Regions from separate parts of the Homo sapiens genome. Here region 2 is linked to region 1. Evidence: chromatin loops called from intact Hi-C (ENCODE). Cell type or tissue: HCT116. All regions are shown on one strand. Each heading gives the region's core, and the rest is flanking DNA. Links, peaks and the distances in the headings are about the cores only.

Region 1 (11,590 bases), core at 2,016-10,015:
TGACTTATTCCACTTAGCATAATGTCCTCAAGTTTCATCCATGTGGTAGCATGTTATCAGAATTTTTTTCCTTTTTAAGTATATCTTGTGTATCCCTTCATCTGTTAATGGACACCTAGGTTGTTTTCACCTTTTGGGTACTGTGAATAATGCTGTTATGAACATGTGTGTACAAATAATATGCTCATCTCCGTTTTTAATTCTTCTGGGAATATACACAGAAATGGAATTGCTAGATGATATGGTAATTCTATTTTTAATTTTAAAAAGAACTATCTGGTCTTCTTGTTATGCTTTAACTTAAGTATATCTATAGAAATAGAAGGAATAATTAATTGCAAAATTGAAAGTATTTAATAAAGGGCATTATATTGTAGTATCATTCTGCAACTTGCTTTTTTAAAAATCTCAACCATAGTATTCAGAATCTCTTATTTCATATATGTCTGATTCAATAACTTTATCTCCTGTCTAGCATTCTATAATCAGCTATTCCTCAATTTATCATTCCCCTACTGTGTGAAATGTGAGTTTCCAATTTTCCCATTATGAACAATTCTGCTGTGACCATTGTTGTGCCCACCTGTAAAAATTTTCTCAAGGATATATGGAGAATTGTGGGATCATAAGGTATACACATTTTCAACTTCACTTGATAGTTGATAGATTGCTCTGTAAATGAAAGTATCAATTTATCCTTCCATCGGTGTTTGAAGATATACCCACATCTTCACCAGTTCTTGTTAATTTTAGACTATTGGTTTTTTGGTCAATCTGATGGATATGAAGTTGGTATCATTTCATTGTTTAAATGTGGATTTCCCTGATTACAAGTGAGGTTATGGATTTTTTCATATGCATTGGTCATTCTGATTTCCTCTCCTGTTTATATACTTTGTCCATTTTGTCATTTGTGTTTTTTCATTGATTTATAAGAGTGCGTGTGTGTGCATATGTTGTTTCATTGATTTATAAGAGTGGGTATGTGTGCATGAATGTGTATGTAAAGTTCTGGATACTATTTTTATAGTATTACTAATATATTCTCACCAGTTATGGCTTATCATTTCAATTGTCAGATAAAAGTTATGATTTGGCATAGTGAAAATTATTAATCTTTTTCTTTACTTTGCATGTTTCGTGCTTTCTTTTGAAAAGCTTTCTGTATTCCCAAGGTGAAAAATATATTCTCCTATACTTTCTTCTAAGAGTTTTAAAGTTTCATTTTTGAGCTTAGGTCTTGAATAACATTGGGCTTTTGTGTATCATTTGATGTAAGGTATTGTATTAGTCTATTTTCACGCTGCTAATAAAGACATACCTGAGACTGGGTAATTTATAAAGGAAAGAGGTTTAATTGACTCACAGTTCAGCATGGCTGGGGAGGCTTCAGCAAACTTACAATCATGGCAGAATGGGAAGCAAACGTGTTCTTCTTCACATGGCAGCAGGAAGGAGAAGAATGAGAGCTAAGTGAAGTGGGGAAAAAGCCCCTTATAAAACCATCAGATCTTATGAGAACTCACTCAGTATCAAGAGAACAGCATGGAGGTAACAACCCCCATAATTCAATTACCTCCCACCCACAACACGTGGGGATTATAAGAACTATTGTTCAAGGTGAGATTAGGGTGAGGACATAGCCAAACCATATCAGGAATGTGTCTACTTTTTTTCTGTAAGAAAATGCAATTGTTTCAACACCATTTATTAAAATTTCACTTCATTCTTTTTTTTTTTTTTTTGAGACGGAGTCTTGCACTGTTGCCCAACTGGAGTGCAATGGCGCGATCTCGATCTCGGCCCACTACAACCTCTGCCTCCTGGGTTCAAGCGATTCTCCTGCCTCAGCCTCCTGAGTAGCTGGGATTACAGGTGCCTGCCACCACGCCCAGCTAATTTTTTTTTTTTTTTTTTTTGTATTTTTAGTAGAGATGGAGTTTCACAATGTTGGCCAGGCTGGTCTTGAACTCCTTACCTCAGGTGATCCGCCCTCCTCAGCCTTTCGAAGTGCTGCGATTACAGGTGTGAGCCACCACGCTCGGCCAACTTGTTTAATTTTATAGGCTCACAGCTGGAGGGAAATGTGCCTCAGTATAAATTGTGTCTTGAGTCTTACCTATATCTGATTTAGATGAGACTCTGGACCTTTGAGTTGATGTTGGAACAAGTTGAGACTTTGGGGGCTACTGGGATAGAATGTATGTCTTTTGCATGTGAGAGGACATGAATTTTGGGGGCTGGGGTGGAATGGTATGATTTGAATGTGTCCCCCAAAATTAGTAATCCCCAGTAAAACAGTGTTGAGAAGTGGGACCTTAAGAGGTGATTAGGTCATGAGGTCTCTGCCCTCATGAATGGATTAATGTCATTATTGCAGAAATGGAGTTGTTGTCATGAGAATGGGTTTGTTTTAAAAGTGAGTTCAGCCCTGTCTTGCTCTCTCTCACTCACCTTCTCTAACTCACTTGAATTCTGCCATGGGATAACTTCAGCAAGAAGGCCCTCACCTGATGCAGGCCCCTCAACCATGTACTTCCCAGCCTCCGGAAGTATAAGAAATAAATCTCTGTTCTTTATAAATTACTCAAGTCACAGGTATTCTGTTATCACAAAACAGACTAAGACCCAGTTTAACCATAATTTCTCCCTTTCAGTATAACTTTGCTGTATCCAATGTGTATTTTGATATTGTAGCACTTTTACTGTCACCCGGTTCTAAAGATATCATCAGGCTGGGCGTGGTGGCTCACGCCTGTAATCCCAGCACTTTGGGAGGCCAAGGTAGGGGGATCACTTGAGGTCAGGAGTTCGAGACCAGCCTGGCCAACATGGTGAAACCCTGACTCTACTTAAAAAAATAACAAAACTTAGCTGGGTGTGGTGGCGTGCACCTGTAATTGCAGCTACTCAGGAGGCTGAGGCATGAGAATCACTTGAACCTGGGAGGTGGAGGTTGCAGTGAGCCAAGATTGTGCCACTGCACTCTAGCCTGGGTGACAGAGGGAGACTCTGTCTCAAAAAAGAAAAAAAAACCTATAAATAAATATATCATCATTTCCATGGTAATATTACTAAGAGTCAACTCTTGTTTCATATAGATGAAAAATTATTCATTTTTTCAAGATTTTTAACTGAATGATGGGTTATTTATTACAGAACTTGAATGGAAGCTAGCAGAAGTTGGAGCAATACAGACTGATTTGGAAGAAAACCCCAGAAAAGACATGGTAGATATGATGGTATCTTCAATTAGAAACACTTCTATTCATGATGACAGTGATAGCTCCAACAGTGATAATGATACCAAATAGAGAGAAATATTCAATAAATAGCTTTTAGTATATGTGTACTGAATGTTTTACTTATGACTGCTTTTATATTAGGGATCAGAAAAGTCATAAATAGATTTATTTTATTTTCATTTTTATATTAGAATTATGGCATATATGTCATTTTAAAAATTTCCAGGCATTTCAGAATATTCATTGCCTCTGAAAAAAATAGTATTTGGCGGCCAGGCGTCGTGACTCACGCCTGTAATCCCAGCACTTTGGGAGGCCAAAGCGGGCAGATCACCTGAGGTCGGGAGTTCAAGACCAGCCTGACCAACATGGAGAAACCCCCGTCTCTACTAAAAATACAAAAATTAGCTGGGTGTCTTGGCACGTGCCTATAATCCCAGCTATTTGGGAGACTGAGGCAGAAGAATCGCTTGAACCCAGGAGGCAGAGGTTGTGGTGAGCCGATATCACGTCATTGCACTCTAGCCTGGGCAACAAGAGCGTAACTCCATCTCAAAACAAAACAAAACAAAACAAAAAAACAGAATTTGTGTTAAGCCTTTGGTATTTTTCTGTGGTTTATCCTTTTTCTAACACATGTTGGACAAAAACACAAATGTTACAAGACCTTTCTTGCTTACTCACTTCCAAAGAGAACTACAAATTAAAGCAATGTAAGAAAACCATGAAATTTTATTTAAGTCAACACATTTTAAAATCTAGAGACTTAAGTAAAAAGTTTTAAATTTATGGCCATAATGCTTTTTCTTTGGAATCCCTTACCTATTAAAACATTAACCACTTAATAGCATAATGCAATTAATAGATTCTGAAAAGTACATAAAAAACATCTCTATTCATTATTATCGTTCTGAGTAGTTACTATTAAGTTAGAAAATTACTAAGTATTCTCATTAATAGTTAAAGTATAGAATCATTAGAACACTACACCATGTAAGTTTCTAAATCCTGAGCAGAGGTGAGAAAAATATATTGTAGGATGACTTATATTTTAACAGTAATCACAGAAGAATTCATCATGAGAAAATATACATTAGTACACTGCAGAAGGCCTATAGGATGTTTCGTCTTGGCATAATAATGAACATCACTTTTAGAGGAAAGGTTGGTAAATCCAGCATATAATAGTTCAGTAACAGATTTTTTTCTACTTTGTTTGTATTCATGATCCATAATTCTCATTATGGATGTTCACTGATATTTGTAAGAGAATCTAGACTAGGTTTAAATGCCTAGATTACAAAAATAAATTGGTGAGAATTGAGGCAGTTGAACATTGAGTCAAGAAAAGGCTCTTTCTTGCTATTGGTGGGGGTTTAGGGATCTTAGAGGCTACAGAGAATCATGAAGTGGAAGGAAAGTTAAATACACATTTGAGTAAGGTAATGAGAATTTATTTCACCAGGTGAAATCAATTGATCTAATTCTGGGAAGGATTAGGAAAATTCTTCTGAGATACATCTTGGGACTAGATGGAGGAAAGTTCAGAGAGGTCACACACAGTGGTCTTTATTACAGCATTACACACACTTCAGGTAATTATCTAGTTTTATTTATCCAATTCCTGAACCTTCCAGAAATGGATGGATAAGTTACTATTCAGGATAAAAACAGCCGTGGAAATGAAAGGAAGAGCCATCTTCTAAAGTTACAATGTAACTCTAATGCCTATAATGCATATAACATCTAATGCATATAACCATATTTATCAAAATAACATTCATATACATTATTTTCCCCTCCAATTGAAACCAAATGCAGAAATTCCCCCAAATGTAGTCTTTTAAAAAGTAAATACATATTTGTTTTCTTTTTAAAGTTAAAAGAACAAAGGAAATAATAATAGTATTTAGGAGAGCTTAAAAAAGATATCTATTTCCCTTTGTCTTAACTCAGATCCACCAGGTGGCAGTAAGTTTTTACCCACAAACAGTTCTGGAGACTTTGACATTTGTAAAAATAATAAAATTATATCATGTTAGAACTGACTGCTTGTGATTTCAGCCCCGCTCTTTAGCAAAGTGCACACACACATTCTTTTAGCAAGGACTGATTGATGCCTACCAACACAGGTCACTACTACTTCCATACAGTGCTTCATGTATACATTCTCATTTGACTAGGGTAAAAATATTTGTCAGGATATGCAGAAATTATTTAATATGTAATATTGTTCCCCATTTTACTGAATGAATATTCAATGGGGTACAAAGTTAGTTTTTTTAATTGCCAATATTCAGTCATTTTTTGATCTATAAAAATTGATATTTTATCCTAATATTTTTGTCTATTTTTGCCAAGTGTGCTCTATTGAATCTCCCTTCTCTATAGTGCCTTTTTTGTCAAAATGTGGTAAATGTGGTCCTAGAATCAGCAGCATTCCTAAGGAGCTTGTTAGAAATGCAGAATCTCTGGCCCCATCCCAGACTAACTGAATCATAATTTTCATTTTAATGAGATCTCCAGGTGACACGCACATTAAAATTCGAGAAGCACTACACAGCAAATCCTTTAAAGACAACCTGAGCAACTTCTTTTACCCATCCCACAGTGTGGGTTATTAAGTCTGTCTAGTTGAACACTCCAGTGTCAGTTCCAAGCAAACATTCTCTGGCTGAACTCGTGACTTAAGCAACTCTGAAGATGAAAGGTGGGGTTTTTAACCAGTTTTTCCCTCTCCTTTTGAGGCAGGAGAATAAGGTCTGGAGGCAGGGAACCTAAGGCTGTTTCACTCCAACTTCTTAGAGCCAGATTTAAAGGAAAACCCTAACTTGCCATGCCTAAGTAACAAAAGGACCAGAGGCTACTTTGCAAACCCCCACCTTCTGTGCGTGGCAGATGGGAAATTGGCTGTCTGCAACCAATCACACTGCTTGCTGGCTGAGAGTTCGTTTGCAACTTTGTAACTTCACCTTAGCCTCTGATTGCTTGCTTTTGGCAACCACTCAGACCAATTGCAAGCCACCACTTCATGAAATGAAGTGGCCAATGGGAAGCCTCTAGCGGGTATTTGGACCGGAGAAGATTCTGAGCCACTACTCACGCCGGCTCCCACACTGTGAAGTGTACTTTCATTTTCAATAAATCCCTGCTTTCGTTCTTTAGTTGCTTTATTCTTTCTTTGCGGGGCGTTTTGTCCAATTCTTAGTTCAAAACGCAAAGAACTTGGACACCTTGCAGTCAAGACCCTCTATCAGTAACACTTTCAGGGCCTATCCCTCTAGTGTTGGGGACTGGGAGAGAGAATAGGGATGAAAGGGATAAATTTTCCTTAACTGTACAATGAATACTGCATCCAAATGTTCACTCTTTAATGGGGCACATTGAGTTCTCCTAGAAACTCTGAAACAGCTTCCCAACTGCACAGTCCCTCGATCAACACAGGCGATGGAGCAGTCTTAGCTCTATCTCTGCTAACTCTCTTAGTTTCCTCTCCCAGAAGTAAATCCAGCCTCTTGCTGCTAGAATTTCTTTCCCCCTTCAGGATCAAGATAGTTCAAACCTGGACAGCATTTTCTACGCAGCATCGATTGACCCATGAGAAACTTACACATCCTCGGTATCCTTGCTATACCACATGGTAGATGTTGCAGATTGCTTTATTTCAGCCCACTCCCTGGCCAGCTATTTCTCCAACTCTTTTCCTGTTTCATGTAGGTACAAGGCAATATCAGCAAGTTTGATAGTGAATGAGATGCCACTCTCCCTCCCTCATAGTCACCTAGCTGATTCTGTTGGAGTCTTGTTCACTTGGGATAGGGTGAGGCATAAAAAGGAAAGGAAAAACCATAGTACACCCCAGGAACCTGGCTTCAGTGATTCTGTCAGGTGTTTTTCCTCTTGCCAAGTGTTGAACTTATGTGGTCTGAGGGTAGAGAGTTGGAGGTTTTGGCTATGGTAGATCCCTTTTTGTCCAACTTTTATCCTTGGGTGAAGGAGTGGGTATCTGACCCCAAATGTTGGCAGCTGTTTAGAAGTTGAGGTACTTCATGCACTTGTACCCTATTTTAGATTTCAGTCAGCATCTTTTTTACAAGTATTAGCTGTATCTATTAGTGTTACATATTCTTGCTGGTTCTCAAGTATTCAATCACTAGAACGGTATTAGTCACATCATATTTCACTGACTGATTTTAGTTTGCTTCTCTTTTGTACTTTTGAGAGGTGAAGCCAGCTGGGCTTCTGGGTTGGGTGGGGACTTGGAGAATTTTTGTGTCTAGCTAAAGGATTGTAAATGCACTAATCAGCGCTCTGTGTCTAGCTAAAGGATTGTAAATGCACCAGTCAGCACTCTGTAAAAACGCACCAATCAGCATTCTGTGTCTAGCTAAGAAGGATTGTAAACACACCAATCAGCACTCTATGTCTAAAGCACTCTGTGTCTAAAGGATTGTAAACGCACCATCAGCACTCTGTAAAATGGACCAATCAGCATTCTGTAAAATGGACCAATCAGTGCTCTGTAAAATGGACCAATCAGCAGGATGTGGGCGGGGCCAAATAAGGGAATAAAAGCTGGCACCCAATCCAGCAGCAGCAACCTGCTCGGCCCCCCCTTCTACACTGCGGAAGGTTTGTTCTTTCACTCTTAACAATAACTCTTGCTGCTGCTCACTGTTTGGGTCCACACTACCTTTATGAGCTGTAACACTCACTGTGGGGGTCTGCAGCTTCATTCCTGAAGTGAGCGAGACCATGAACCCACCAGGAGGAACAAACTGCGGACACACCACCTTTAAGAGCTGTAACACTCACTGTAAAAGTCTGCGGCTTCACTCCTGAAGTCAGCAAGACCACAAACCCACTGGAAGGAAGAAATTCTGGACACATCTGAACATCTGAAGGAACAAACTCCAGACACACCATCTTTAAGAGCTGTAACACTCACTGCAAGGGTCCATGGTTTCATTCTTGAAGTCAGTGAGACCAGGAACCCACCGGAAGGAATAAATTCCGGACACACTTTCATGCACATTACTAAGGCTACCCCTTGACAATAATCTGCCTACAGTCATAATTTGGGACAAAGATGATTCTAAAAATCATCTTTCTGGCATTTCATTCACTCATTAAATCATTCATTCACCTCAGGCATTGGTGGTTTTGTTTGTTTGAGACAGACTTGCTCTGTCACCCAGGGTGGAGTGCAGCAGCACGATCTGGGCTTACTGCAGCCTCTGCCTCCCAGGTTCAAGTGATTATCCTGCCTCGACTGACTCTTGCTCTGTCACCCAGGCTGGAGTGCAGCAGCACGAACTGGGCTCACTGCAGATACTGCCTCCCAGGTTCAAGTGATTTTCCTGCCTAAGCCTCAGACTATAGACATGCACCACCACACCTGGCGAATTTTTTTGTATTTTTTAGTAGAGACAGGGTTTCACCATGTTGGCCAGGCTGGTCTCAAACTCCTGACCTCAAGTGATCTGCCTGCCTTGGCCTCCCAAAGTGCTGGGATTACAGACTTGAGGTACCACACCCAACCTGGTTTTTATTTTTAAATTTTAATTAATTTATTTTAGTGATGGGGTCTTGCTACATTGCCCAGGCTGTTCCTTAACTCCTGGGCTCAAGCAATCCTCCCGGCTCAGCTGGAACTACATGTACGTGTCACTCTACCCAGCTCACCTGAGGTATTGAAATGGATGCTACACGTATAGTGGCAAAGAAAACACATGGTTCTCGCCCTTCTGGAGTTTATCTTGTGGTGGTAGGGAAAATAGTTAATAAGAAAACAAATATCATATATACATATAACTAATATATACATAATTTAAACTTAAGTATTATGGGGGAAACTGGACACAACAGAAGAGAATAACTTTGGATATTATTGGTGGTGGGGGGGCAGGTGGGGTGTTGGAGGGAGACCTACTTAAATAGGGTAGTTAGATCTTTGAGATGTGATGGTTGAGAAGGAGCCAGCCATGAGAAAAGGTAGGAGGGGTCCAGGCAAGGGCACAGCATGCATGAAAGCCTGAGAGCAGAGATAAATTAGCAAAGAAATGAAAGGCAGTTTCTGGGTTGGAGTGTCACAGGAAAAGGAAAAAAATGGTAAGACATGAGGTTGGAGAGGTAGGGAGGGGCCAGATCAAACAGGTTATTGTGACCATAATTAGGAATTTGTATGTAATGGGAAATGACAAAAGGGGTTTTAGAAGAAAATAATGTGACTTCACTTATATTTTCAAAATAATTTGACTGCTCTGTGGAGAATAGATTGAAAGAAGCATCCAAGATATTTGTGATACAGAAGAAGAGACATCAGGTAGATAAACAGACGTGTGTATAGAGCCCAAGGGAGAAGTGAAGGCTGGAGTTAAAAATCTGTGAGTCATTTCAACTATTCTTAGGGTTCCAACAAGAAATTGTAAAGATTTACAACCACCATCGTCACCACCTAGCCTTTATGTAGCAGTTTAATTTACCTTTGATCATCACAGTTCTCTGAAATGCCTAGTCTTGTAACTTTACAGATAAGTACCTGAAGCTCAGAGGAATTACTTGATTTGCTCACTATCTCTCAGCATGAGTCAGAATTTAAGCCAAGAGTTTTGACCACAAAGTCTATAATACTACCTCAACTATGAGGCAGGGTTTTGTAGTTCCATTTTAAAGGGATTAGAAAGAATATGAGTAACTGAATAAACTATGCAAGCTTTAAAAAAATACTTAACCTTATATTCTCTATTAAGCATATCTTAAAGCTTCCTGTTCTCCAATTCACCTTAAAGTATGGTAGTAAAACTAGGAATGTCAATGAATGGATGAGTTACTATGAAAGAACAGATATGACTTTGTGACTGATGGGACATAGGAGTTAGGGCAAGAATTAGAGCAAAAGAGACATGAAAATTACCCAAAAAGGAACATCATTGACAAGAATAGCCAACATTTCTATGGGATTTCTTATGTACCAGATAAAATTACACACACACAGACACACACACTGTCTCGGTTAAGCTATGAGATAGGATTGTAATTATCCCATTTTAAAGATGACGAAATTAAAGAACAGAGAAATAACTTGCTTAAAGTCATGCAGAATATTAGTGGTGAAGCTATGATTTAAATCCAGGCAGTTAAGATCCTAATTTTGTACTCTTAACCACTATGATACGTTGCCTACCAACTGGGGGAAATCAGTTGACAGAGGAGTTGGAAATACTCAGTTTAAATGATAGCAAGGTTCACAAGAAAGGGTGAACAGAATATCTGAAATTATGTTTAAGGCTATGGAATATAAATTTAGGAGCTATGAAATTATGAGGCAGGATTTTTGTTTTATGGAAATGTGGGATCTGGAAGTTGGAAAAGCTATTGGAAATATCCAATACAGGCTGGGTACAGTGGCTCGCGCCTGTTAATCCCAGCACTTTGGGTGGCTGAGGTGGGTGGATCACTTGAGGCCAGGAGTTCAAGACCAGCCTGGCCAACATGGTGGAACCCCATCTCTACTAAAAATACAAAAATTAGCTGGTGTGGTGGTGGGAGTCTGTAATCACAGCTACTTGGAAGGCTGAGGCACAAGAATTGCTTGAACCCGGGAGGCAGAGGTTTCAGTGAGCTGAGATCATGCCACTGTACTCCAGCTGGGCAACAGAGCAAGACTCTGTCTCAAAAAATCTGTCTCAAAAAAAAGACATATCCAGTACATTTTTTCTTTTCTTGGAGAGAATGTGGGAGAAAGGAGAAGCTGTGAACTGAACCATGGGAAATGTTCAAGCAGTGAGAGAGGACTGAGCAGAAAAACGGGGGATTATCAACAGGTCTTGGTAAATAATTAAATACAGTGAAAGAGGGAGGAGTCAAAGATGGACATGGTTTGATCTTGGTGACTGAGAGGACAATGAAATCATTAAAAAGGGCAAAGGTATTTTGAAGATAATATGTTCTAGATGATGGGGAATATAAGGAGGGATCAGTGTCTCTAGAATAAAATTCAAAAATCCATCCTAGGGAAAGCATTCAAGCCCTCTCTTGTCTGGCTGCAACCTACCTTATCAGTATTAATAACTTTGCCTCCGTCTTGCTACCTACCTCTTGTCAGTCGGGACTCTTGATTACATGTGAAAGAAAACCTCTCACTGGTTTAAGCAATAAAACAGATGCAAGAATTTACTGACTGGTTTAACGAAATTTCCAGAGGAATCTAATCTACATTTGTTTCCAGGCCTCAAACATGTCTTTAGGCCAAACCTGTCTTCAAATCTGCTTTTTTTCCGTGTTGCCTTCTTTCTCAGAATTCACGTGTGGAAAGATGGCTCCAGGTCTCCATTCTCCCAGAT
Region 2 (11,590 bases), core at 2,064-10,063, 380 kb after region 1:
AGGAAGCCTAAGGCGTAATCAGACTATAAAACCCCTGACCAGAAAGGAGATGGTAAGTTCAGCTACACACTAAGAAGATAACAGGCAGCTATTTACTAGCCAGAAAGATAAGGGAATGAGTTTGATTCCTCATTAAAAGCTTCATGGTTTAAGTCTTAAAAAAAAAAAAAAGCCTTGGGTCTTTGCTTATTAAGTTACATAAACAAGGTGAAGTGTCATGGAGGGTTGTTGGGGGAGGAATGGAAACTCTTGGTGTGACCTATAATTAGAAAATTTCCAAACAGAGAATAAAAACAGAGACTGTATGCCACTTCCTGACCCCACTCACCCATACAGGCTAAGCCATTGGTGGGAGACAGATAAGAAAACACCAAGGAAGGAAACTTGAGCCAGGCTGCTTGTTCGCTCTGATGACGACTCAGCCTGGGATGGGAGGATTGAATATTCCCTTACAGTTGAAACGATCCTGAAGGCATCTTAAGAAGGAATAGCATTACTTCCATAAACCACAATCAACCAATAACATGAGGGTATTCCATGCTGTCCCTCTATAAGGACCTTCCATACTGTGTTGCTAATGAAATAGCTGGAGATAGTTAATTAATTACAATAGAGAAAAAGGCCTGGGTTGGTATACTGGCTCTTGTCCACGACTTCTGGAATTTTGGGCAGGTTGCCTCACCCTCCAGCCTCGCTGGCTGGTCTGTAGGGGAAAATGATGGCTGCACATCTGTTAGGGTAGTAAAGATTCAACGCGATGAGGCATGTGAAAACACTTAGAAATCTGCAAAGATCCTTTACAAATGCTGGCTGTTGTTATGTTAAACATGTCTTTGTACAGTGTGTAATGGTCTTCCCTACTTACAATAACATCAGGAATCTAAAGCAGACTATGGTTTTTCTCACTAGTAGACAATCCCTCTGTGAGGGGTGTAGTCATTGGTAGCAAGAGTTTATAGAGGTCACCACCCCCTCTGCTGTGACTCACAGACCCCATGCACCAATCAAGGTGCAATCCTGAGGCTCCACCAGGTTTCCCAAGGCCAAACTCGATGCTAGCACGGAGCAGACTGTGGTGTGATTTCTAGTGTAAGGCAGGGAGTCAGAATTCTGCTCTCCCACTTACTTGTTTTGTGACTTTCGGCAAATAAGTTCATTTTTCTGAGTCTCCATTTCTTCTTATGCATGTGCCTTCCTCCTATCCATTCACATATATCCCAAAATGAAATGTGAATATTGACCCTGCTGGTTTATTGATAGGTTACATGAGTGAAGACATTGGTGAACTGTTTGAGGACAGGGATTTCCTCCCAAGCATATTACACAGTGGCTTGCATATAGTAAGTGCTCAATTAATACTGATTTAATAAAAATATGTTTAAAAACCCTAGCATTGTGACAGGCACATCATACACATAGCTGCTGGTTTGAATTTTGGTTCTATATCTTCAATACCTTTTTTCCCCTCTTAAATAAAGATGTCACTAATCAATGGAATTACCTTAAACCATGACCCTTTACCTCTCTGGGTCTTGTTCTTCACCATAAAGGAAGCTAGAGCAGTTGGTCTCTCATGTTTCCTCTATGTGATAAAGATTGACTGTTTTCAAAAACCAAATCTACCTTCAAATTAGGCCATTTTTGCCTCTATTGAGTATGTTGCTAAACTAACCTGAGAGCTTAGTTTAAAAGCAGTTGGTGTAAAAAAGAAACTCCTTCAAGTTTTAACTGACTTCAACTTTTGCATGAAAAATGGCTATTTCACCCTGGAAGGTCCTGGGTTCTCCATGTCCCATTCAACTTGTATACCTCCCACTCTCAAAAGTGTTGAGGTTTAGAAAAGAAATGATTTGGTCACCCAACTGCAAATGATGAGGGAACCCAGCTGCCTGGCAAATGAGCAGTCCCTTAGGTCTTCCGGCAGAAACTGAGGCACGGCCTCTCTCATTCTGCAATGGCCAAAGCTGCTGCCTTGGAACCTGCTGTTGGAGTCTGGGGACCCAGAAAAAGTGCAGCATATATGGAGGAATCTAGAACCACATCATATGAGAAATGATGTTAGGAACGCAGGATGTTTGGCCTGGAGAAAGTTCAGTGACGACATGATAGCTGACTTTAAATGTTTTAAAAACTAAGACTCTTCCAAGTGACACTAAAAGGCCAAACTGGGGCCAGTTGGAGACCTACCTATGGGGAATGTGTTAGATGAATTGTAGCCTGTCCGTTCAGAGCTATCAATCTAGGATATGGAACTATGTCTACAATGCAATACTAAAGGAAACAAGCCCTGTTGTCAGAAGTATATAAAGTATCTGGCTGGGCGCGGTGGCTCATGTCTGTAATCTCAGCACTTTGAGAGGCCGAAGTGGGTGGATCACTTGAGGTCAGGAGCTCGAGACCAGCCTGGCCAACATGGTGAAACTCCATCTCTACTAAAAATACAAAAATTAGCCGGACATGCTCACTTGAACCCAGGAGGTGGAGGTTGCAGTGAGCCGAGATTACGCCACTGCACTCCAGCCTGGGCGAAAGAGCGAGACTCTGTCCCAAAAAAACAAAAAACAAAAAACAAAAAAACAAAAAATTAATTGTATAAAGAATCTGATCACCTCTGGGGAATAGAATCTGGTGGGACGTAGTGGGGGAACCTTAATTTTTACTTTATAAACCTTTGTAATGCTTTACAAACTGCTGTGTTTGATTAGTCATGAACAACTTTTTAAAAAATGAATAAATGGGAAAAAGTTATAATGAGAGAAAGTAATACGTAATGTAAGGAAGAGAATTAGAACCATCAGAACTCAGAAGAAAAAAAATCACCTGTGGGAGTGGTGAGCTTCTCTTCTGTGGAGATATTCAAGCAGAGTTTGGAGAAGAGCTTGTTACTGCTGTCAGGACATATGAATGTTGCATGGGGAGTTGGGGAAGTGGTCTCTAAGGCTTCTGTCAGCCCTGTGATTCTACTGCATTTAGAGATTCTATGAAATAAAACCACTTAATGGTACTGCTTATGTCCATTTTAAACCATAATCCTTGGCCTAGAAACAAAAACTAGGCTATTACTATTACTGTTATCCTCTGATTTAAGACTTCTTCTGTTTATGTTGTCATTGTTATTGGTAAGTAGTAGTATAGTAATATTATTATCATGGGTTATTTCCTGAGTCACTAAGGGCTGAGTATCCCTTATCTGAAAGTGTTCGGACCAAAAGTGTTTTGGAATTTGGATTTTTTTGGTCACAAGGCCAGTAGTGTGGTGGAGATTTTGGATGCCAACTCCTTAACATCCATTTGATCTCACGCTAATTATATTAAAACATGTGACCTTGGGAAATACCTCCTCTCTAAAGATAGTTTCTGATTAGCCTGAGCCAACAGCTGTCATAAAAAATGTAAAAATGAAAATTGTGTCTTCCTTATTGTAATGGGTGTGACGATTTGAAACTTGCTCATGTGCTGTTTCTGGTTAATCTTTTTGAGGAAATGATTTGTGCCTTCGTGGGACCAGGGCTTCCCTCTGCCTGCATGGGTGGGGTGGGAAAACACAAGTGGAGGATGTGGAGATTAGAAATCTTACATATAGAATGCAAAGACAAAGGTGCAAGTAATAATCCCCGCCTCCACTGAAAATAAAACCGCATTCTGTGGGAAGACAATGGCCTTACAAGCCAGCCATTGTTTTGAGGAGGAATTTTAAAAATTCCTTGATTTCCCTCTAAAATACACAAAGGAAAAGGCCTTGCTTTTTCAACTAGGGATGAGAAAGCCTGGTTACCAGTCTTGTTGCTCTGCCGTTATGACACTGAATAGTCAATGAATATCCCATCCTGTTTCATCTCTGAGGAGCTATGGGAAGAAGAAAAGTAGTTAAGAGAAAAGGAGAGGGAGAGAGGTGAGAAGCGGGCACCTGGGCCTGTCCCCCACTGCGTTGAAACTTCTGGAAGAGGAGATGCGCACCACCAGCCAGAGAAGTCTCAGGGGGTCTGAGGGCTGGGGCCTTGCCCCTACTTCTTGGGCACAGCCTGGGAAAATTGTAGTCTCTTTAGAGTCCCTCAATGCATCAGACTCGGGAAAAATGTGGTAGTATGCAGATGTAATCAGACGTGGTTGTGGTAGGCTTCTGGGGGAATAGAGTTCCCAGTGTCTGGAGATGCTGAGGCTGGGGTGACAGGGAGTCCAGAGAAGCCCACAGGCCCAGACTATTGCGTAGGTCCCAGAAGGTGGTCAGGTGAGCAAGCCTGGCTCACTTCCTTCTGCAAGCCCCAGGCCTTCTTAAGGAGACTAGGGAGCTATGTCAATGGGACACATACAGACTGGGCCTCTGTAAGACCCCTGAAGCCAGGAAGTTGAGACAGGGATATTTGTATGGTAGCAAAGACCACGGAAGGGCTCCAAGGTCGAGGCATCCGGCCTCACTAAAGACTAGCACCAGACCACAGGGTTCCTGCCCACCAAAGCCAGAAGGAAGGGAGGAAGGGGAGCTACACTCATTCTCCACACATCCAGACCTTACCCAGACCTAGTCAGCCAAGGGTGATGGTGGAGAAATCTGAGATCCAGCACTGTTTGGAGCAGCTGTATCCAATAGGGCATTCTGGGATGATAAAAACATTCTGAATATATAATATGTAGCCATGAGTAGTGTGTAGCTATGAAACGCTAGACCTGTACCCAGTGATAGGAATTATTATTATTTTTTATTTTAAACATTTTTAATTGTAAAAATAATATAATAACATTAAAAGAGAATTTAAAATAGAAAAACAGTACCCCTCCTAATCCTTACATGCTAACACAGTTATTTGTATATTCTCTGAGTCACAATTCCCTTGTATATCTATTTTTACATTTTAAAAATCATAGAACACATATAAGTTAAAAATCAACTTCTAATTATTCGACTTCTAAGGACATCTAGGAAGAGAGCTAAACTATTTCTGAGTAAAGAGCAGTGAAAATAAACCTCATTTTTTTGATAATTATTTTAAGAAATAAAAGGGAAGTCAAATAGGATAAGTGTGTGGGGAATTAAATTTTAAGTGTTCACATTTAAAATTAAAGAGGCATTAGCGGCTGTGAAACCAGACAGTGCATATTCTAGATGGACTATTTTGTGTACTGGATTGAGCTATATTTTAAAGTAGACAGGATGAAAACTTAATGTTTCTCCTCTGACAACTGGGGATTGTAAAGAAGAATGGGTTAGTTACAGTTCAAATAAGGAAACTCCCTCTTTTCTGTATGTCCAACGGTTGTGAGAGAAATCTGTGACCCCCTCCACATTATTGCTAATGAATATGAGCTCACTGGTGAAAACTCTGGAAAATACAGGTAAGCTAAAAGGAAAATCAGCAAACATCTCTAGTCCCATCACTTCCCTTTTTGTTTTAATAAATATCTGTCCAGTCATGTGACTGTAGGTGTTATATGTGTGTGTGTGTTTATTTCTACGAGTGAAATTACAGTGTCCTATTGTTTTAAAATTTGCTTTTAACCCTGAATTACATCACAAATACCCTCCAAATGAAAGCATCGAGGCAGTCTTCAGTGTGATCAGGTCATGAACAATGCCTTGATGAGTGTCCTGATCGCTGATATTTCTACACAGCCACAGCTCTTGCCTTGACTACTGCCCCACTCCATCCTATGTCCTGCCAGCATCTGTGAAATCCCACGGATGCATCCCATGTCCCTTCCCATCAACCCACCCATCCACCCTGCTCTTTCTCCCTCCTGATAACCCACCTTGCCACTCGGGGAAGAATTAGAGGAAGAGAGTTTAACCTCACTTCAGTCCTGTTGAGCATTTCCACATTCCGCTGATTGGGAAACGGTAGGTCCTCTCTCTTGGTTGGGAGTGGGGTTCTCCGCTTGTCTCCCTCAAGATTTAAGAGGTGAAAAGGCCACCTGGTGGTTTCCTGTTTATGGAAACCTCCTCTTTCCTCACCTCTCCTTCCTGTCCTCTTCTTCCTGTCTTTGCCTTCACGTGCCCCCTGCAGTTTCCGGCTGTGTCCTGACATGGAGGCTTCTCTGAGCTCATGGTAGGGATGTGTGAGAGGATCCCCACCAGCTAGGATCCTTTCGTATTTCATTTTCTCAGCTATAAATTAGTTACAAAACCCTGTTTCTAATTTGATGAATTTCCAGTTTGGGAATGTGTCCCCAACCTGACTCCATTCTCTCAGTGGCAAACTGTTGCTTGTCCCTGAGACGGATTCCTTAAATTACTAAGCAATGACAAGACTCCAGGGAGTAAGAAAGAGTCATTGGTTGCTGATAATTGTCCTCACATTGTATGAATCATCCGTCCCTATTTGTATGGCAGAGTGAATAAGAAGTTACTGTAAAGAATTGCTGTAAAACTGTTTTACTCATTTTATTCAGAAAAGGCAATGCACAAGGCATGAAATTTGAAAAGCTCAAAAAGGCATAGAATGAAGAGCAGTTCTTCCTCTTACCCAGGTATCCAGAGAGGTTCTTCTCTCCAGAGGTGACTGCTGTTACCATTTTCTTGTGGAGACGACTATGCCTTTAACGTCCAATAAGGTAGCTGTGGCCATGTGTGCTGACTTGTGTGTAGCCATACAACACTTGAAATGTGGCTAATCTGAATTGAGATGTGCTACAAGTGTAAAACGCATACCGTATTAAAGTCTTATGAAAGAAAGAATGTAAAACATCTCATAAATAATTCTTATATTGATTGCATGTTGACATGTTGATAATAGTTTGGATATCATTAAATGCATTTTATCTGTTTAATTTCTTTGTGCTACTAGGGCATTTAAAATTACACATGTGGCTTACATTTGTTGCTTGCATTATATTTCTATCACACAGTCCTGGTCTATACATAAATAAGAATACACATACACAGGGGAGTGTGTGTGTGCGTGAGCAACGCAGGCATGTGCCATAGCATAATAGAAACGCTGTTCTGCACCCTTTTTTCCACTTAGCAATGTGTCTTGGCAATTGTGTTACATCACTACATAAAGAGATTTTTAAAAGTAGTGATTTATGGTATTTTGTTGTAAAAAACTTCATTTATAGAAGCAGCTCTTGTTGCTGGACCTTCAGATTGTTTCCAACTTTTCCGTCCAAATTTTTACACGATACTATAATAAATAAACTTGTCTTTTTCACACTTAAGGAGTTGGAAAAACTGGGTCAAAGAATATTTATGGCTGGGTGTGGGGGCTTATGCCTATAATCCCAGCACTTTGGGAGGCCAAGGTGGGTGGATCATGAGGTCAGGAGCTGGAGACCATCCTGGCCAACATGGTGAAACCCCGGCTCTACTAAAAATGCAAAAATCAGCTGGCCGTGGTGGCTCGTGCCTGTAATCCCAGCTACTCAGGAGGCTGAGGTAGGAGAATCGCTTGGACCAGGGAATTGGAGGTTGCAGTGAGCCGATATTGCACCACTGCACTCCAGCCTGGCCACAGAGCGAGATTCCATTTAAAAAAAAAATTATTTACATGGTTAACCTTGAGAAATGTAATCCAGTTTCTCTCCTTAGAGGATGTGACAATTTACACACCCATAAGCAATGTATGAGTGTTCTCATTTCCCTTCCATTTTCTAACACAGTATATTCTCAAACATTTTTATCTTTGCCCATCTGACAACTGGTAAATTATGATATATAGTTAATCTAGACTACCTGGTCATATATCTTTGTTTAACACATATCTGAGGCTGGGTGTGGTGGCTCACGCCTGTAATTCCAGCACTTTGGGAGGCTGAGGTGGGTGGATCACTTGAGGTCGAGAGATTGAGTCCAGTCTGGCCAACATGGTGAAACCCTGTCTCTACTAAAAATACAAAAATTAGATGGGCGGGTGGCAGGTGCCTGTAATCACAGCTACTTGGGAGGCTAAGGCAGGAGAATCACTTGAACCCAGGAGGGGAGGTTGCAGTGAGCTGAGATTGCGCCACTGCACCCCAGTGTGGGCAACAGAGTAAGACTCCATCACACACACACACACACACACACACACACACACACACACACACACACAAAATAACCACACACACAAAAAAGAAAAACCATATCTGAGAATAACAATGATTAATTATGGTTTCCAAAGTGTTTTCATGTTTCCTCTTTTAATTTTTACAATAACCCAGTCATAATAAGCATTTTACCAAAAGCCAACCAAAACTGAGGTAAAGAAGAGAAATATATCTTTGTGTGTGGTAAATATACACATAAATTCATTTAATTCTCAACACAATATGGAAGCAGATTTTGTAGGCTTTGTTACTGCCGTTTTATAGATGAGGACACTGAACTTCAGAACAGTTAAGTGACTCATCAGAAATCACACAGCTAGCAAATAGAGGGGTGAGTTATACAACTTTGCTGTTAGATAAAGCATGAGTTAACTGTGGCTCAGCTGTTGTACTAGCTGTGTGAACTTGGATGAGTTCATTCATATGTAATATTGACATGTAATATGTGGAGAATAAAGGTACCTACCCCATGGGAAGGTGTCAAAATTAATCAGGATATTGTATATAAATACTTAGCACAGTGCCTGGCACAAAGGAAGCTCTTAAATATGTATGTGTGTGTGGTGTGTATGTATGTATGTATGTGCATGTGTATGTATGTGTGTGCATGTATATACACACCTGTATGTGTATTGTACATGTGTGTGCCAGTCAAAACCCAGGTTTTTTATTTCCTGAGCTCCCTCCCTGTCATTTTCTCCCTTCTAGCGACTCAGTCTCTTCTGGGCAGCAAAACTCATTTTGATCAGTTCTTTTCTTTGTGTGAGTTGAGGAAGGGCTGGAGCAGAGAGGAGACATTTCCATGTCTTCATTGCCTGCCACTTCCTCCCCAGCTTAGGAAGATGCTCGCCCTCTCTGTCCCTGATCTTTTTCTTCATCAGATGGGTCATTGGTGTAAAGTCAATAATGTGGGTACTATTAGAAATTTCTTTGAGGTCTTGGAGAAAAACAAGTTTAAGCTGCATGCACGTGTGATTGAAAACAAGGCAGTGTTCATACTGGGGCTCATGTAGAAACTACCTGTGACTCAGGGACACTGCTGATCAGGTCAGGCAGGTCATGGTGTATTTAAATGGCCCCCAAATCAAGTAAATGATGACAATATAATAAACTACAACTGTGAAGTAGAGAAGAACCTTTGTGTGATTTTAGAACAGTTTTGATTCTCTTTTGAAAAAAATGACAGGAAGTAAGCGATCAGGAAATGCAGGAACAATAGCCTTTTCCTGGAAGTGTGGCTCTGAAGAGATGACTAAATGTTCAGACATGCTGGGCTGAATAGGCAGGGGCCAAGACCAGGGGCCGCAGCAGGGAGAAGGAGCCAGGATTACTTATGAGAGTGGACAAAGCCAATAGGTTAGGTTACATGTATTATTTATTACTCTCTATCTGGTGAAAATAAAAGAGAGATCATGGCAAGGTTACATTAGACCTGGAGATTATCAAGTCATTAATTGGCAAAAACTGCTACCTGACTTGAAGCCTTTAAAAAGTTTGTAGTATCAGGCAGGAACAGCCAAGAGGAGTTGCCTTCATTTCCTTTGATAAAGGGAACATCCTAGGGGTTTTTGAAAGCTTAAAAATGGCAGCACTACCACCAGACAGTGACCACTTGTTGACCTGTTGGTCCCCGTTTTATTAATCCACTGAATGCTGTGTTTGTGTTTTGAAAGGCTTTGTACGCCAAAGCACAATTATTAAGCCAAGAGTTGTTTTCTTTCTTTAAAAATTATTAATCATAATTTGTAGAAAAATAAAACTACTCTTCTGAATGTCTTATCAGCCTGAGGTACTCAAGGTTACCACACTGAATTGATGTAATTCTAGCTACAAGTGGAACACAAGTTGTCTTAGCTCTTCTAAGCAGCCTTATTACCAGCAAACCCATCATTTCTCCTAGGCTTTGTGGAATGTTGAAAAGTCCTTCTGCAGCACCAGTAATGTCTCTCCAGACTCTTCAGGGGACTTGGAGCCTCAACATCTGTTTTGTAGGGGGCCCTAGGAAAGAAGGAAGTCCCTTTCCAATACAGTGTCAGATTCAAGTAAAATTAATGTTTTAATTTATTTGAAAATCACTTAAAGATGAGAAGAAAAAGATTCATAACTCTAGCCACTTAGACAAATATGAGAAGAGTGCCTCTGTTGGTCCCTCTCATGCCACGCTGCAGAGGTAACTGCTATTAAAAAAAAAAAAGGTGTGTATTATTCTCATTTCTTTTTTTTTTTTTTTTTTTTTTTGAGATGGAGTCTCGCTTTGTCACCCAGCCTGGAAGGCAATGGCATGATCTCGGCTCACTGCAACCTCCGCCTCCCGGGTTCAAGCGATTCTCCTGCCTCAGCCTCCTGAGTATCTGGGATTACAGGTGCGCACCTTCACGCCTGTCTAATTTTTGTATTTCTAGTAGAGATGGGGTTTCACCATGTTGGTCAGGCTGGTCTCGAACTCCTGACCTTGTGATCCACCCGCCTTGGCCTCCCAAAGTGCTGGGATTATAGGCGTGAGCCACCGTGCCCGACCCCCATTTCTTTCCTTAGCTGTGCAATTATATTTACATCTACTTTATTCAAATGGGATGAAATTTGCTGTTTTTTTTTTTTCTTGAGACAGGGTCTCACTCCATCACCCATGCTGGAGTATAGTGGCGTGATCTCTGCTCACTGCAACCTTCACCTCCTGGGCTCAAGTGATCCTCCCACTTCAGCCTCCCGAATAGCTGGGACCACAGGCTGGGTGCCACCATGTCCGGCTAATTCTTTTGTATTTTTTATAGAGACAGGGTTTCACCATGTTTCCCATGCTGGTCTTAAATTCCTGAGCTCAATCGATACATCCTCCTTGGCCTTCCAAAGTGCTAGGATTACAGGTATAAGCCACTGCACCTGGCCCCCAGTTTTTCCTTTTTATTTTTATTTATTTATTTATTTTTTGAGACAGAGTCTCGCTCAGTTGCCCAGGCTGGAGTGCAGTGGTGTGATCTCATCTCACTGCACTGAGGTCACTGCACCTCGGCTCACTGCACCTCGGCTCACCGCACCACCTCCCAGGTTCACGCCATTCTCCTGCCTCAGCCTCCTGCATAGCTGGGACTACAGGCACCTGCCACCACGCCCGGCTAATTTTTTTTTTTTTTTGTATTTTTAGTAGAGACAGGGTTTCACTGTGTTAGCCAGGATGATCTCGATCCCCTGACCTTGTGATCCACCTGCCTCAGCCTCCCAAAGTGCTGGGATTACAGGCATGAGCCAGTGCGCCTGGCCAGTTTTTCCTTTTTAAAAATAGTTATAATGAGATATACGCAAATGTGAAATGGTACAGCCACTTTGGAAAACATTAGCAGTTTACTATAAAATTAAACAGACACTTAACATATGACCCACCAATCCCACTTCTAGCTGTTTATCCCAAAGAAATGAAAACATGCCCACACAAAAGCCATGTACGTGAATATTCAGAGCAAAAAAATGAAAACAACTCGAATGTTTATGAACTCATGAATGGAAAAACAAATTGTGGTATATTCATGTGATGTCGTACTACTCAGCAATTAAAAGGAACAAAGCATAAATACAC

Evidence for each region. Peaks named below come from ENCODE experiments on the same cell type or tissue, not always from the same donor. Only the 100,000 strongest peaks of a DNase experiment are listed, where the experiment ranks them.
Region 2: it touches region 1 in a loop (7-fold over the local background); 11 of 110 quality-filtered maps call a loop at or near these places.

Annotation. Positions count from the first base shown.
Region 1 is chr4:55,548,281-55,559,870 of GRCh38, reverse strand. PDCL2 (phosducin like 2) reads left to right here. Exons shown (of 6, transcript NM_152401.3): 6 at 3,160-3,352. The coding sequence ends at 3,314. Among named protein-coding and RNA genes, the nearest start is that of CLOCK, 7.2 kb to the right of the region's middle. In HCT116, for the core only: a CTCF peak has its summit at 5,212 (motif pointing right); DNase peaks (open chromatin) are centred at 5,230, 9,038 and 9,780; H3K4me3 peaks cover 556 bases; H3K27ac peaks cover 1,973 bases.
Region 2 is chr4:55,170,535-55,182,124 of GRCh38, reverse strand. No RefSeq gene overlaps it. Among named protein-coding and RNA genes, the nearest start is that of KDR, 51 kb to the right of the region's middle. RefSeq lists enhancers at 5,431-6,630, 11,565-11,590. In HCT116, for the core only: a CTCF peak has its summit at 5,906; DNase peaks (open chromatin) are centred at 6,004 and 6,234; H3K4me3 peaks cover 3,390 bases; H3K27ac peaks cover 1,322 bases.